Linked DNA regions of Homo sapiens: region 1 is linked to region 2. The links are chromatin loops, found by intact Hi-C in ENCODE. Cell type or tissue: natural killer cell. All regions are shown on one strand.

Region 1 (8,000 bases), 55 kb after region 2:
AAGAAAATATGTAGTCTTGGTTATCATAGTCTTATAAACGTCCTCCCCAAGGTATAGCTTAATGTTATAAATGACCTATTGTCCTGTAGTCCTCACAAATCTTTAACGTTACAAAAACCAGTCAAGCAGTCTGAAACATCAGAAATCATCCTTTCTAAACAGAGAGGTAAAAATGTCTCCCGAATGAAGAAAAGAGTCTTTGGTGCATCAATTTTTTGTGCGTTTCTCACAGCATTCCTTTTTTTCCTTATATTGAAGATGTTCATATATACCAGTGAGATATATTTGTATCTGCTATGTATTTAGTGTGTATATACATAGTATACATGTATATGCATTCTATATACACATATTTATTTATATAGTGTGTGTATATATACACATAATCTATGTAGAGATATAGCATATCTATGTACACTCATTCACTGTTATATATCAGTAAGAATCTTCAATATAAGGAAAAAAATTATGGAGATACATTATAGCTATCAGTATATATACATACTATGTAAACAAATATATGTATATATAGTTTCTATACATTTATATTATATACATAATATATAATCATGTATATACACAATATAATATAATATACATAATATATATACATAATATTATATAACAATTTGCATATGCATAATTATATGGAATGTATATGCATAGTATATATATACATAATGTATAATGTATATATACATACATATATAGTATAATGTATCTAGTGTGTATATATACATTATATATTATATATGTAGTATATATTATGTATATATGTAGTATATACTATGTATATAATATATACATAATATGTATACATAATACGTATGTGTATACATAATGTGTATACACAATATGTATATAATGCTATATATTCTGTACATTATGTATTATGTATATAGTGTATATACATATATATTATGTATATATCAAATGTCAGGTAGACTCTTGATATTTGTGATTCATCTTTCTGAATCCCCAAATCCACACTTATGGAAATCTTACACGTTTCTAGCTTTCCCCTGAATCATCTTTTTTGTGGAAAGTCACTTGTTAGCCAAATAAGAAACCTTACACTCCAAATCAGAAACTTCAACTTTCAAGATTTCCATAGGCCTGGAGACTTTTTATATATCGAAACTTCCCAATCATTTTTTAAAAGTTATTTTATGAAGGTAAGGACATTCATGATGATGAATAAAGAATAACAAAGACAAAATGAGAGGCCCATGTGGAGTGGACTGGGTGAGTGAGGTAGGCTCGCCACTTACACAAGCTTGGGAGCAGCATCCGGATGTCAACCTGAGTTTACGTTTCAATTCCTGGCCTCAGCAGCATTTCAAATTACTACATGGCATAGATCTTTAGGGTTGCAAGTCAAGCCTGGAAATGTTAAGCTACCAAATGCACACTTTTCCAGTAGTGGTTCTATGGCTAATAATGTTAAGGTATCATTTTCTTGTCAGGTTTCTTTCTCTCTCAAGGATGAGCAAGATAATTCATATCTTACCCACCCAGGTCTTAAATTAGAAAGCTTGTGGTAAAGTTCCCTACTGTCAAATTTTAACACTGGGCTCAGAATTCCCATTGCAAATTTACACTTGTTTTTCCAATTAAAATGGGCTTTTGTGAGTCCCCTGCTGATAGCCATTGGCTTGATAAAAAGTAACTTCATTTGCAGCAAGGGTGTTTAGGGAACCCAGTGCAAGGCTGACTCTTCTGCTGTTGCCTTGAGCCCAGCTGTGCTGAAATATTAAACTTTAGTAAATTAGGTGAAATTGCAGCTTCCTGGCTGATACAATAATGCCTTTTTCTTTTTCTGCAAACCATGTTCAGCATTAGTTTTCTGCACAATTTTCTGCACTGAGATAAAAATTGGAATATCTTTCAAATCCAGGCAACTCTTCATTTTCTAGATGATTGTGCCATATTCTACTTATTTAACAAACGGCTTAAACTTTGAAATATGTAGAACTAGATTTCTGTATTATTCTATCACTACCTGAGTATAGCATTACTTTATGTCATACTCAGATGAAGCAACTGAATCCCTACAAATATTAGTTTTATATAAAAGTAGAAGCCTGTTTTTATTCCTGATTAGTACATATATTAACAGCAGTGATGAGCTATAGAAGGAAATCACATTCCTAGTCACATTTATTTTTAGTTTTTTTGCTCCATTTTCTCTTTAAAAATAACACTAGTTCTTATGTGCTTTTATTCATTGACTAAACATTTATTGATCAATTATTATGTGCAAACTTCTGTTTTGTATTCAACAAGATGTTTTTAGAGTAAATCCGGAATTAGCAGAAAGAGACTAGGGACACTGGTATCTCTTGCCTTGATATATGTTTTCTTGTGATGGAATCTTTGGTGACAGCTTTATTTGGCTGTCTGGCCTGGTTGCTCCCAAATGGCTCTCACTTGGGCCTCTTTCAGGTGAAGACCATATGCTTCTAGGAGATGTCAGTTGAAATATCATATTTTTGTTGCTTGGGAAAGTTAACTCATGAAAGCCTTTTCAAAATTGAAGTCATTTCAAAAGATCTTATCAAGGTACTCCCAAGATGGTGGAATCCAAGGGTTGCATTTGGAAAAATCTCGAAACTATACAAAAGTAAGAGTGAATAATTTTATAAGCCTGCATATAACCACAATGGAATTAAAACCTAGGGAAGTGGCTAAGTGGGGGCTTGGGCAGTCAGGATAGTTTAGGGCATAGAGAGTTGAGACCCACTTTTAAAAAAATAGAGAGCCAGTCTGTTTCATAGTGTCATTGGATCACTCTCCTGCAACAGATGAGATACTCGTAAATGAGATACTAACCAATATGATCTAGACCGTGGTTTAGTTCTGGCTGCCATAAGAAGGATACCATAGGCTGGGTGACCGAAAGAACAGAAATTTATTTTTCACAGTTCTGGAGGGTAAGAAACCCAAGATCAGTGTGCCAGCATGGTCAGGTTCTGGTGAGGGTCCTCTTCCTGCTTGGCAGAAAGCTGCCCTCGTGCTGTGTCTTTACACTGCACAGAGCAGAGAGAGAGGAGGCAAATTCCCCGCTGCCTGCTCTTATGAGGGAACTAATTCCACCAGGAAGCCTCCACCCCATGAACTAATCAGGTATGAAAGGCCCCACCTCCAGATACCACCACATTAGATTGGGGATTTGGGTTTCAACATATGAATTTTGTAGAGACACAAACATTCAGCCCATAGCAGTGTTAAAAGAAAAACATCAGACAAATTAAATTTAGCACAGTTTATTCGAGCAAAGGGTTCATGAATTGGGCAGCACTCACAACCAGAGGAGGTCCAGTGAGGTCCACCCCATGGTGTGAGCAGCAAAGCCTGATAGGCCAAACTCAGAAGCACAGTGGAGAAACTGATTGGCTATAGCTATGCAGGCTGCCTTGTGGGGCCTGGTATAATGAGTTGGTTGCCCATGATTGGCCAGTAGCCCCCTGTTCATTACAGCCTAATGTAGGTTTCCATTGTTAGGTGGGAACTCAACGTACAGAGACAGCCTCAAGCTAATGGCCTCTTGCTTATTTAAGAGCAGTATGCAAACTTTTCCTGGAAAGTTTCAAATGGTAAATATTTTAGGCCCTGTGGGCTATGCCACCTCTGTCATCACTACTCAATTCTGCCCTTGCAGCCCTAGATCATACAGCCATATGCAGTCACTGATAATACAAAGCCATGGGCATGGAGGTTTTCCAATAAAACTATTTGCAAATACAGGCAGGGGCTAAACGGGTCTCCAGGTAGTAATGTGCTCATGCCTAAAGGTCTCCTAGCCCCTCATACCAGTTCGCTGTCCCTCTGAATCTGGGTTGAAGTAAGCACAGGTTACTGCTTCTGTTCAGTGTCATGATCCACCCAGCAATTCCCCAGTCCCCAGCTTTCTTCATGCGTGGGAGGATCCAGCCAAGCGACTGCACAGTTTTGAAAGTTTTTGAAGCGGCCCCTTTTTCTCCTCTCCTCTCTCCGCAGGCAGAGTTGTGGTGTGGCTGGGTGGTCTGCGTGGGCGTCCGGGGGATTCGCGGGCACTCGGGACGAGGCGAGGGCGCAGAAAACTTGGAGCCCAATCAGCACGGAGTTGAGCTTCCGCGCCCCAACCTTCAGGTGACCCCGCGCGGCGGCGGCGGCAGCAGCAGTGGCAGCGGCGACCGGAGCCCGCAGCAGCTCCGAGCGCCTCCGGGAGGACAGGCGGCGAGCTCGGCGAATCGTCATCTGCCAGCCGATCGCGGCGCTCCGCGGGCCGGGGCCGGGAGCCCGGGGCGAGCCCGAACGCGGCTTCTTCTCCGCCCGCCGCGGAGACTCTGCCGGGTGGGCTGCGGGCGCCCCTCGCTGCCGCCTGTGAACGCTGTGGGTGCGCGGGGCTGCGGCCACGGCGGCGGTGGCGGCGGCGGCGGGAGCCGCGAGTCGGGGCCGCCCGGGCTGTGCTTCGCCCCGGCAGCAGCGGTGGCGGCGGCGCCTGTGGCTCAGGATGCGGCCGGGGGGCGCACTGCTCGCCCTGCTCGCCAGCCTGCTGCTGCTGCTGCTGCTGCGCCTGCTCTGGTGCCCGGCAGACGCGCCCGGCCGCGCCAGGTAACCCACCCACCCGCCGGCCGCGCCCCGCGCCGCGCGCCCCGCCTGGCGCCCCCGGACCCCCAAGCCGCCCATCGCTTCCCCTCGGGCGCGGAGACTTTTGGCCGCGGCGGGGAGCAGCCCACGGGCGGCGACGGCCTGAGAGTGGAGTGGGGGAGGGGGTCGCAGGGAGGCGACCCTCCGACCGGTGGACGGCGGCTGGGGAGCAGAGGGACCGGTCAGGGCTGCGGGGGCTCTAGCGCGCATCGCTGTGGGCGAGGCAGCTGTGGAGCGGGACCTGCCGTCGGGTTCCGCATCAGGATCTCATGCTCCCCATTCTGGTCCTTGCTGTCTCTTCCTTCCCGCCCTAAGGCTCTTCCAACTCTGGGGCTGGGGACCTGGCCTGGGAGCCGGGGAGTGCGAGATCTCCCTGCCAGGCAAGGAGCGCGACTCCCAGCCTTTCAGCCAACAGCTCCCGGCGGGGTGTAGCAACTTAAGTTTTCTCCCCGGCTGTGCAGGATTCTGGTGGAGGAAAGCAGGGAGGCCACCCACGGCACCCCCGCAGCGCTGAGGACGCTCCGGAGCCCGGCGACCGCGGTACCGCGCGCCACTAACAGGTACAGCGGCGCCCAGCGCGGGCGGACTGGGGCTCGGGAGCTGCGAGCCGGGCATGGGGCGCGGCTGCACCGGCTTGGACTCGTTGGGAGTAGGCAGGCTGGGACGGCGCGAGTGAGTGTAAGAGTGTGCGTGTGTTTGAAGAGGGCGCGGGGTTGGGGGGGGGCACCCTTCACACTCCCTCAACCCTCTAAGCCTGGATGTGAATGGTCTTTGAATCAAGGGGGATCCTCCAGCAGCTGCATTTGAAAAACGGGTGCTGAGTTTTCCTCTCGACAATGGTGTGTTGAAAGCACCCCCGCCCCCGACCCCGCCACCTTTGGAGAGAAGCAGCTCAGCCTGTCTTTATGGAGGGATTTGGTTGGTTTGCTTTTTCTTTTCTATGCTTTAAAGGGCACCGGTGTTAAGATTCAGGTTTGTTTTGCGTGCTAGGAATGATTTTGTCCTTAGTGACTGGAGGCTTAAATTTTTTTTCTTATCATTCACATGTGTTTTTATTCATAGGCAGTAATTGTTTTTTTTTCAGATTGTAAAAGTAATACAGCTTTGTGCAGAAAGTTAGAAAATAGAACTGTATAAAAGAAAATGTTATTCATTCAGAGTCCTTACCTCTCAGAGACCATATTCAAGGTGGTTTTGGTCTATATTTCTTCCAGTAGTCTTTTCTATATACATATATTTCAAAAATATAACTTAGATTATACATTGCAGTTTATGTTCTGCCTTTTTTCTAAAAATCCTAGACCTATACCTGTCATTACATTCCCCTCCCCCCACAAAAACATTGCTTTGGATTGTTGCATAACTTATTATCTGAACATGCCATAATCTATTTAATAGTTTCCATTTTCAGACATTTAGGTTGCTTCTTGTTTCTGTTTTATTTTGTTTGCCATCAGTAATTCTATGAAATGCATCCTTGTATGTAAATCTTTATCTTCATTTCAAATTAATTACCCAAGATGGACAGACAGGAGTTGAGATTAGTAAGTCAAAGAGTATGTACTCTTTAGATTCTAAGTCACATTGTCAGTTGCTTCCTCGAAGGGCTGAATCAATTTACATTTTCACAAGCAGAATGTACTGCTTCCTGCCTTAGCATTGCTATTATGATTGCAATCTGCTATACGGTCTCTTTTCCTCTTTTTATCTCTTGCAAATCCCTTTTCTTCTGCGTATGCTTCTCTATATTCTTGGCTCTTGGATCCACCTTAATCTTCTGATGGTGTAACTCCAGGAAGCTCTAGCACGGCTCTAAGAAGGGTCTGGAAGTGGCTGGATAAACCCTGAATTGAGGAACACCACTGCCTGCCACCCCCTCATTGGAATTTCACAGCATATTAGAGGCACTAGGACCTCCTGGAGTAACAAAAGCTTTTGAGAAAAATAGTGTCCTATAGTTTTATTCTATTCAGGTTGGTGTACTATAGGTAGCCTAGCTTTCTTGATGAGCTGAGAAGCATTCCATCTTTTCCCGAGTCCTGTGGCTATTACACATTCGAGGGTTGACCCTTGGGGAAAGTTGGAAAGAATGTACTCATTAAATGGTTTGATCTCAGGTCGTTTTTAGAGGTAATCTTTGATGAATTTTTCACTTTCTTTTGACATACTTCTTTTCTACTTGGCATACTTCTTGGGCTAATATAGGTAACTCATAATTCTGAATATGGCCCATTTTATTAAGCTTTCTAAAATTTATACCATTCTGTGTTTGTAAAAGCCTCTTTATGTTTTGATTTATTTTATGTCCCCTTTATCATTTATGATTTTGGTTATTTATGGAGCAGGGGTGCAAGTTTTAATCCACCATACTACTTGGTTGTATAGAGAAATTGTAATTTCTTCATTTTTCTGGAGCTGGTCTGATCTTCCCACATGAGCCTCATGGTAATAATGCTGGTAGGAATAAGGAGAGCCAACAGTTAATGAACTCTTCTTATGGGCCAGACACTGATCTAAGCACTTGACATTTTTAATTTAAAAATTTTTCAAAATAGGTTTAGGGGGTAAAGTGCATTTTTGTTACATGGATATATTGCCTAGTGGTGAAGTCGGCATTTTAGTGCAACCGTCACCCAAATAGGGTGTACTCATTGTACCCAATGGATAATTTCTCAGCTCTCCCCTCACTCTCACTCTCCCACCTTTCTGTGTCTCCAGTGTTTATTATTCCACAATCTGTGTCTATATGTACACATTATTTAGCTCCTATTTATGAGAACATGTGGTATTTGACTTTCTGAGTTATTTCATGTAAGAGAATGGCCTCCAGTTCCCTTCCTGTTGCTGTAAAAGACATTAAATCCTTCTTTTTTTATGGCTGAGTTCTAGTATGTGGTACATATATGCCACATTTTCTTTATCCAGTCCTCTACTGAGGGACACTTAGGTTGATTCCATGACTTTGCTGTTGGGAATAAGCACTTTACATTTAATTCATTGAATCCTTAAGAAATACTAAGACAAACTATTGTTATTCTAATTTTTACAGAGGGGCAAATCGAAGCAACAAGATGAAGTAAATTGCCCACAGTCACAGAGTTAACACATTGTGGAGCCTGGAGTGAAACCCAGGCCAGGAGAATCCAGAATCCCACACGTTTAATCTCCCACTGTGTTGCCTGCCATAGGTGCTGGGAAAGATGGTGTGTGTGTGTGTCTGTGTGTGTGTGTGTGTTCAAATATTCAATCCAGGCAAAAGCTTAGAGGTGACAATTGAAGAGACTCTTTCTGGCAATATTTGTTCTTTCTGAGGAAAAATGCCCAGGCTCTCGGATTGCTCCTACCATCTCATCTCACTTTAAGATGCT
Region 2 (8,000 bases):
TGTAATCTCAGCTACTGCGGAGGCTAAGGCAGGAGAATAGTTTGAACCTGGGATGCGGAGCTTGCAGTGAGCCGAGATCATTCCACTGCACTCCAGCCTGGGCAACAAAGCGAGACTCCAACTCAAAAAAAAAAAAAAAAAAGAAATGTAGTTACCAAACTATTAAAAATGTATTTGCAATGTAGCAATATAGGTGCTTCTTTATTGGCATCTGAACATAAGATTTAGTTATGTTAGTCTTGTGACTAGCAGAATTTCAAAGTAGTGAGTAGGTAGAAGTGATCTTCTGACATATCTGCAAATTGCTGTGATATGAAAATATATGTGATTTCAAGTGGTCATAAAACCACAGGTATTGCTAATACTGTTACAGTTTGTTACCAATATTTATAAGTGAAGAAAATGCTAGATTTCAGTGAACAGATAGTGAAAATAAAGATGTCATTTCCCCCTGATGCAAGTTTTATGATTGCCATATTAAAAACCATTGTTTTGGGTCGGGTGCAGTGGCTCATGCCTGTAATCCCAGCACTTTGGGAGGCCGAGGTGGGAGGATCACTTGAGGTCAGAAGATTGAGACCAGCCTGGCCAACATGATGTAAACCCCGTCTCTGCTAAAAATGCAAAAATTAGCCAAGTGTGGTGGGTCATGCCTGTAATCCCAGCTACTTGGGAGGCTGAGGCAGGAGAAAGGCTTGAACCCAGGAGGCAAAGGTTACATCAGTGAGCCAAGATTGTGCCACTGCACTCTAACCTGCTGAGCAACAGAGCAAGACTCTATCTCAAAAAAAAAAAAAAACCCCACAAAAAACAAACAAACAAAAAAACCTAAACCATTGTTTTAAAAGTTTCTAGACACTTCTCACTCAGATGGAGACCAAAAATCACCTTTGACAGTGACTTTTATTTTTCATTCTTGGAAGGATCACTTGTGTGGCCTCTGTCTACCCAGACACGGAGGTGCCTAACTGCTCTGTGGAGTGGATCATGCAATACTATTTGTTGTTTGACAAAGTCTCTGCTCTATAATCTTTAAAGTATTGGGTTTGGGGAAGTAGACAGGAGGGACATTCTTACACAGGGCTCCGGGAACCTCCAAGGAAACAGAGACCTCAATCTCTTCCCTTTGGAATTTAAGGGAGCTGTGGTTACAAGTACCGGCTCTGGAGTCCGCCTTCCTAGGTTCAAATCCTCCCGCCAGTTACAAGCTATGCTACCTAATCTCTTGATAGCTCCATTCCTTCATCAGAAAAATGTGGCAAAAGTTGAAAGGATTCCTATGAGAATTAAATGAACAAAGTACTTAGAACAGGCTTTTAAGTATTAATGTCATTACTGTTTCTGTTATTGAAGAACTGCTTTGAGAACTGAGGTGGTGCTGACTAATGTCTGAGGCTGGCTTGCATGGATACCAGGAATTTCCAAGACAGAACTCATATCAGGAAGGGATTGTCTGGGCTTGTGGCCAGGATCAACATAGGACCTTGCTTGTTGGTTTCAGGGCAACCTTTGGATGAGGCTGGAAATTGCTCCTGCTTCTGCTAGTCTGCATGGGCTTAGGGCACTGAGTAGGTGAATGCAAATAAAAGAACTATAGTCATAAGGGCCCTGCTGTGAAGTACCACAGAGAGAGGGATCTTTCTCCTTTTAAGAAACTTCACGGTCTGAGCAGTAGGATCATTGGAAACCAGAGTAGACAATGACACAGGGTCTTCAAGAAACTATCTGGCAGCAGCATTAAACAATGAAAATGAAAGTCAGGACTGATCAGATTCACAGTTTTCTCTCCTCTTGGAAAAACTTCCAGAATTCTTGGGGGCAATTCTGGGCAAGTGAGCACTTAAGTAATAAAATTAAAGATGTGTAATAAGCTTGTTTGTGTCTGAATGTGGCAAGATAGTCATGCTATTAAAAATATTCTTTAGATGGATATTATAATTATTTTAATTCTGTGAGTATATGTAGCCTTGGAAGTGGCACTAGGATTGGGGAATAAAGGAGAAAACCAATCTAGAATTTAAAAATATACTTGAGACTTGTTTTACAAGTAATTTGTATTAGCCCTTGTTTTAAAATATCACAAACCTTGGCTGGGTACAGTGGCTCACACCTGTAATCCCAGCACTTTGGGAGGCCAAAATGGGAGGATTGCTTGAGCCCAGGACTTCGAGACAAGCCTGGGCAACATAGTGAGACCACATCTCTTAAAAAAAAAAAAATTAGCCTGACGTGATGGTGCGTGCCTGTTGCCCCAGTTACTCAGGAGGCTGAAGTGGGAGGATTGCTTGAGCCCAGGAGGTTGAGGCTGCATGAGTTGTGATGGCACCACTACATTCCTGCCTGGGTGAGAGAGTGAGACCCTGTCTCAAAAATAAAAATAAGATAAAATAAATGCAAATCATTTTTTAGTTTTCTGCAGTAGTATTGATAATTCAAAGTTAATTCAACTTTTCCCCCTACAACTTCCAGAAACAGATGCAGAAATTCAAACCATAACAAATACTTTCTGAAGTGACAATGAGTCATATCAGAAGTGTGATGATCACGCAGATGGGCTGATATAACTCATGATCACCCATCCGGACTGTGGACGTTCTTGTTTTTCAAACGTATTTGAATGCGTTTGATAAAAGCTGTAAATTTCTGGCTAGTCTGTAAATTGCAAGCATTCTCTTTGGGGCTTACATGTCTACTTCCCTTAGCTGGGATCAGCGACTTCTCTTGGGCCTTTCCTCCAGCAGGCTGGGTCCCCTCTCTGTACAGAAGTTAAAAGGATGTTGTCAAGCACAGAAAGGTAAAGTACGTGGAGAAGCAAGAGACTGAGGTTCTTGTCTTCTCTCCACCATTTAGTGGCCACGCAATCTGGATAAGTCACTTAACCTTACTGGATAAAAAATGCCTTCGCTACCGAAGATGGGAACTGGACCAAATAATCCCTTAGGCTCACTGCAAAACAGCAATACTTCTATCCAGCTGCTAAAATTTTGTACGATGTCTCTGGGCAGGATTATTGTCTTTTAACATTCCCTTCTTTTTTCAAATATTATACAATGATAATTTATTGCTAGTTAAAATTATTTAACCAAGAATTTGCACTATTAGTACTTCTTTTTTTCCCCAGCTAAAGAATTGCTGAAATGTTGGCATTACAAATTTAAGAATTTTTGCTAACATAACTCTGCTTTCCATATGTTATTTCAAAAATGGGCTGGGCATAGTGGCTCATACCTGCAATCCTGGCACTTTGGGAGTCTGAGGCAGGAGGATCGCTTGAGCCTGGGAGGTCGAGACCAGCCTGGACAACATAGCAAGACCCCATCTCTACAAAAAAAAAATCAGATGGGCATGTTGGCACGTGCCTGTGGTCCCAGCTACACAGGAGGCTGAAGCAGGAGGATTGATTGGGCCCAGGAAATCAAGGCTGCAGTGAGCTGTATTTGTGACACTGCACTCCAGCCTGGATGACACAGTGAGACCCTGTCTCAAAAAAAATTTTTTTAATGTAGTAAAATGTGTAGAATTAATGATCTTGATCCTAAATCATTAGCAACACTGTCAACTTGAAGCACTAGAACAGAAAAGAGAAGCTGTTCTCTGGTATCACAAAGGCCACCAAAACTCTTGTTTGCGGTTAGTGCTGTGAGAGGTTCAACTTTAGAGTCCCAAGTTCCTTGTGGGTTGTGAGACCACAGGCCAGTTTTTTAGTATCTCTTTTTTGCTACCTGTAAAAGGAGAGTTGCTTTATGAATTAAATAACTGCAAAGCTTTATAGATAGCGTCACACTGTAAAGGGTAGATATTTACCAGCATTTTATAAATTAATTGTGCTAACAGAAGGAAATTCTTTTCCAATATTTTTTTCTCTGATTAAAAATATTTTTATTTGTCATATCATAGTCTCTGGCTACAGATTGCCAAATACAAGCTGTTATTTTATTTGCAATAATTTTCATTATCTTAAATTCAAATCTCGATATAATGTGATACATTTGCTATGTTTTGATTCTTTAAAACAGGATGTTTTTATTAGAATAGTCGTACTCTAGCCACAGTAAGAATGAAAAAATTGAAAGACTCAAAAACAAGTCATCATTACTTTGTTTATTTTCATCCAAGTATAATACGTACTTGAATATCATCTCTAAAATACCATTTCTACCAAATGAATTTGTTCACTAGTGTGGAAATATAGAAGGGAAAATAAAATTAAGGAAACTTTTAAGGAATTATTAGAAGTTAGACGTGTGTTTTTGACAACAAAGCAGTGGAAATGCCTCAACACTGTGAACAATTTAATAGGGTAATATTTTAAAATCTATACTTTAATAAATATCAATTATATACACAATTAAGTTGGTTTTTCAAGAACCTGATCTAGACACAAAAACAAGGATGTGCAAATCCCAATTTAAATTTTTTTATTTCATTACATACAGAATATTTTACTAAAGTTGCTTAATATACAATCTCTCTCTTGTCGCTTTGAAGACCTTTGTCATGAAAACAATAATTCATTTGCCTGATATTTTGCAATAACATTCTTCTCAGTTATTATATTTAGTCTCATTACTGAATAAAATTTGTGTTCTCATGAAACAGTTTTCAGTGTCTTAGCAGTTTCTGGGGAACTCTGATGCATTAATCAGCTTGTCACTTGACTAGCCCATAGAGTGGTGTGCCATGCAGAAGTGAGAAGATGTGGCTTTCTCACTGCAAAGCTTCCCATCCATTAGACTTGTGTGTATCTTTTCTGTCAGGAAATGTTCTGCAGTTTTGAGATAAGATTGCTTCATGTCTGACTGCTTAGTTGGCAATGATCACAGCTTGTGAGTTCGGTTTCACCAAAAATGTCCGTGGACCTCACCTGTAAACTTTAATCCATGCACTTTTTTTTTCTTTGAGGTGTAGTCTTGCTCTGTTGCCCAGGCTGGAGTGCAGTGGCACGATCTCAGCTCACTGCAACCTCTGCCTCCTGGGTTCAAGCAATTCTCTGCCTTAGCCTCCCGAGTAGCTGGGATTACAGGTGCCTGCCACCATGCCGGGCTAATTTTTTGTATTTTTAGTAGAGATGGGGTTTCACCAGCTTGGCCAGGCTGGTCTTGAACTCCTGACCTTGTGATCCACCCCCTTGGCCTCCCAAAGTGCTGGGATTACAGGTGTGAGCCACCACACCCAGCCTATTCCATGTACTTCTTACTTTGCCTTCCCTGGGAAATCAGTTTCCTGGAATATACCAAGGGGCACATTCTACTCCTTTTGCAGCATTCCCAGAAAACCATCGGCGTCCATGCATATGTATACATGTTTGCATATGCATGAACATAGTCATTCATTCTGGCTTCCTTTTCGAGTGGCTTGCGTCATTCTGCCGTGTATTTCCAGAGATTTCCCAGAGATTCCCCAGCGCCCCTCTGATGACTGGCTTATTAGCTTTGCTTGCCTTCATGTCTCTGTATCAATTTCCCCCGTCACCTATCTGTATTCCTTGCACCTTTCAAAAGACTGCCATTTTAGTCCCTTCCCCCAAACCCTGCAAACAGGAATGAGCTATTGTTTCTGTGTTGTATCGTTCAGCTTTCTGGGATTCTGCCATACGGTCTAAGTTTGGAAGTGTTCAGAAAACCCTTCAACTCAATCCCAGTTTGTCTGCTCTTTCTTCATCGTGTCAGAACTGGCAATGGCGTTCTGGTGGCTTGGATGGATACCGCTTTACTGCCTGATATAGTTTGGCTGTGTCCCCACCAAAATCTCATCTTGAATTGTAGCTCCAATAATTCCCATGTGTTGTGGGAGGGACCTGGTGGGAGGTGAATTACAGGGATGGTTTCCCCCATACTGTTCTTGTGGTAGTGAATAAGGCTCCCAAGATCTGATGGTTTTATAAGGGAAACCTCTTTCACTTGGTTCTCGTTTTTCTCTCGTCTGCCACCATGTAAGAGATGCCTTTCGCGTTCCGCCATGATTGTGAGGCCTCCCCGACCAGGTGGAACTGTGAGTCAATTAAACCTCTTTTTCTTTATAAATTATCCGGTCTTGCATATGTCTTTATCAGCAGCATGAAAATGGACTAATAAACTGCACATCTTTCAGGAAGCCACTGACTTACCCAGAAGTTTGTCCACACATCTGGTCTACTCACCAATCAAGGCACATATGTTGTCAAACTAGCTCTTCATTGTCACTGGGGACAGAGAACCTATTTCAATTCTCCATCTATTATTAAAGACTGTTATTTCTCATAATTCGCTGGGCTCAGTTGAGATGTTCTTCTGCTCCAGTGAGTGCGTGCTATGGTCACTCCTGTAGCTGCATTTAGTTTCTGCTGAGGCAGCAACATTCAAGTTGAGGTTGGTCGTTCACACATCTGGTACCTCAGCTGGGTGATGGGACTGGCTCGGCCTCTGTTTCTTTTCTTTTTAAATTTTTTTTTTTTTTTCAGAGAGAGGGGTCTGCTCTGTGGCCCAGGCTGGGGTGCAGTGGTGCAGTCATAGCTCACTGCAGCCTTGAACTCCTGGGCTCAAGTGATCCTCCTGCCTCAGTCTCTCAAGTAGCTGGGACTACAAGCACACACCACCATGTCCAGCTAATGTTTTATTTTCTATAGAGATTGGGTTTTGCTGGCCTGGAACTCCTGGCCTCAAGCGATTCTCCTGCCTTGACCTCCCAAAGCACTGGAATTACAGGCATAGACCACTGTCTCCATGTGGTTTCTCACCATGTTATAGTCTAGCCTATAATAAATGGCTTCCAAGAAAGCGAAAGTGGAAGCTACAAGTTCTTTTAAGGCCTTGGCTTAGAAGTCTAGGTGAAGTGATGTCCCATCACTTCCATTATGTTCTCTTGGTCAAAGCAAGATACAGCATAGCCCAGATTCAAGGGGGAGAGAGATAGATTGATGAATCTTGATGAAAGGAGTGGCTTGCACATTCAGGGACTGTGGCAATTATTGGCAACCATCTTTGGAAATGATCTACCATTGCACCTAATCACCCTCACTGGTGGTCAAAACATCTTGTTTCTTCTCCTTTCCTAATTACTTTGACTACTCTGGCCAGAGATTTACTTCCCATTTTCACTGGGTCTTCAATCTACAAAAGCTAGTCCTCTCTTGATAATATGCCTCTTTTATACATATTCGACAGGGCATAGCAGTACCAGTGGGTATGCAGCAGAGATATCACTTATATAACAGCATTGGTAGTACCTTTGGTAATTATTTAAATAGTTCCTTTTGTGCTTAAATCTAATTAATTATTTAAAACAAAACAAAACAAAACAAAAAAACTGTAGACTTCTCAAGATGAATCTGTTTACATAGTCTTTACGAGAACCTGGAAACTTTGCTGTAGCTATTCAACTGTTCCTGTCATATAATCCTCTTCGCGTCATTTTATAAGAGGCACACATAACAGGAAGTTCGAGCTGACTACTTGCAAAATTAGCCTCCTTTTCCTAGAATTTTAATGGGTGTGAGATCTAAGAAATTTATAGTTGCTCTTCTGGAGCTGCTGCTTGAAGCAACTAGTTGGCTTTGTCCTTGGGGAAACCTGTCGAGCCTTTCTGTCTCATTATCTCTCAGAGTTTTCTCCTAATGGAATAGGACGATGGACCTTAATGGTTTATCCTTCTTTCCCCATCCCCTCTCCTCAGAGAGTGCTTCTTGAATTAAAAACAGGTAGGAGATCAGTCTTCATGTAGAAGTGTTTCTTCCTTTTTTATCTTTTTTATTCTCCTCCTTTTTTTTTTTTTTGAGACAGAGTCTCACTCTGCTGCCCAGGCTGCAGCGCAATGGCATGATTTCAGCTCACTGAAACCTCTGCATCCTGGGTTCAAGCAATTCTTATGTCTCAGCTTCCCGAGTAGCTGGGATTACAGGCATTCGCCACCATGCCCGGCAAATATTTTTTTTTCTGTATTTCTTAGGAGAGACGGGGTTTTGCCATGTTGGCCAGGCTGATCTCAAGCTCCTGACCTCAGGTGATCCACCCATCTTGGCCTCC

Evidence for each region. Hi-C counts contacts between places; a loop is a spot of excess contacts. Peaks named below come from ENCODE experiments on the same cell type or tissue, not always from the same donor. Only the 100,000 strongest peaks of a DNase experiment are listed, where the experiment ranks them.
Region 1: a loop joins it to region 2, with 6 times the contacts of the local background. A loop is called at or near these places in 7 of 110 quality-filtered maps.

What each region holds. Positions count from the first base shown.
Region 1 is chr10:17,450,751-17,458,750 of GRCh38, reverse strand. ST8SIA6 (ST8 alpha-N-acetyl-neuraminide alpha-2,8-sialyltransferase 6) reads left to right here and starts at 4,156. Exons shown (of 8, transcript NM_001004470.3): 1 at 4,156-4,596; 2 at 5,094-5,192. The coding sequence starts at 4,496. In natural killer cell, a CTCF peak has its summit at 4,153; DNase peaks (open chromatin) are centred at 4,190 and 5,210; H3K4me3 peaks cover 1,863 bases; H3K27ac peaks cover 1,916 bases.
Region 2 is chr10:17,506,062-17,514,061 of GRCh38, reverse strand. No RefSeq gene overlaps it. Among named protein-coding and RNA genes, the nearest start is that of ST8SIA6, 55 kb to the right of the region's middle. In natural killer cell, no CTCF peak of the experiment used is centred here; DNase peaks (open chromatin) are centred at 2,571, 3,641, 4,701 and 6,821; H3K27ac peaks cover 6,609 bases.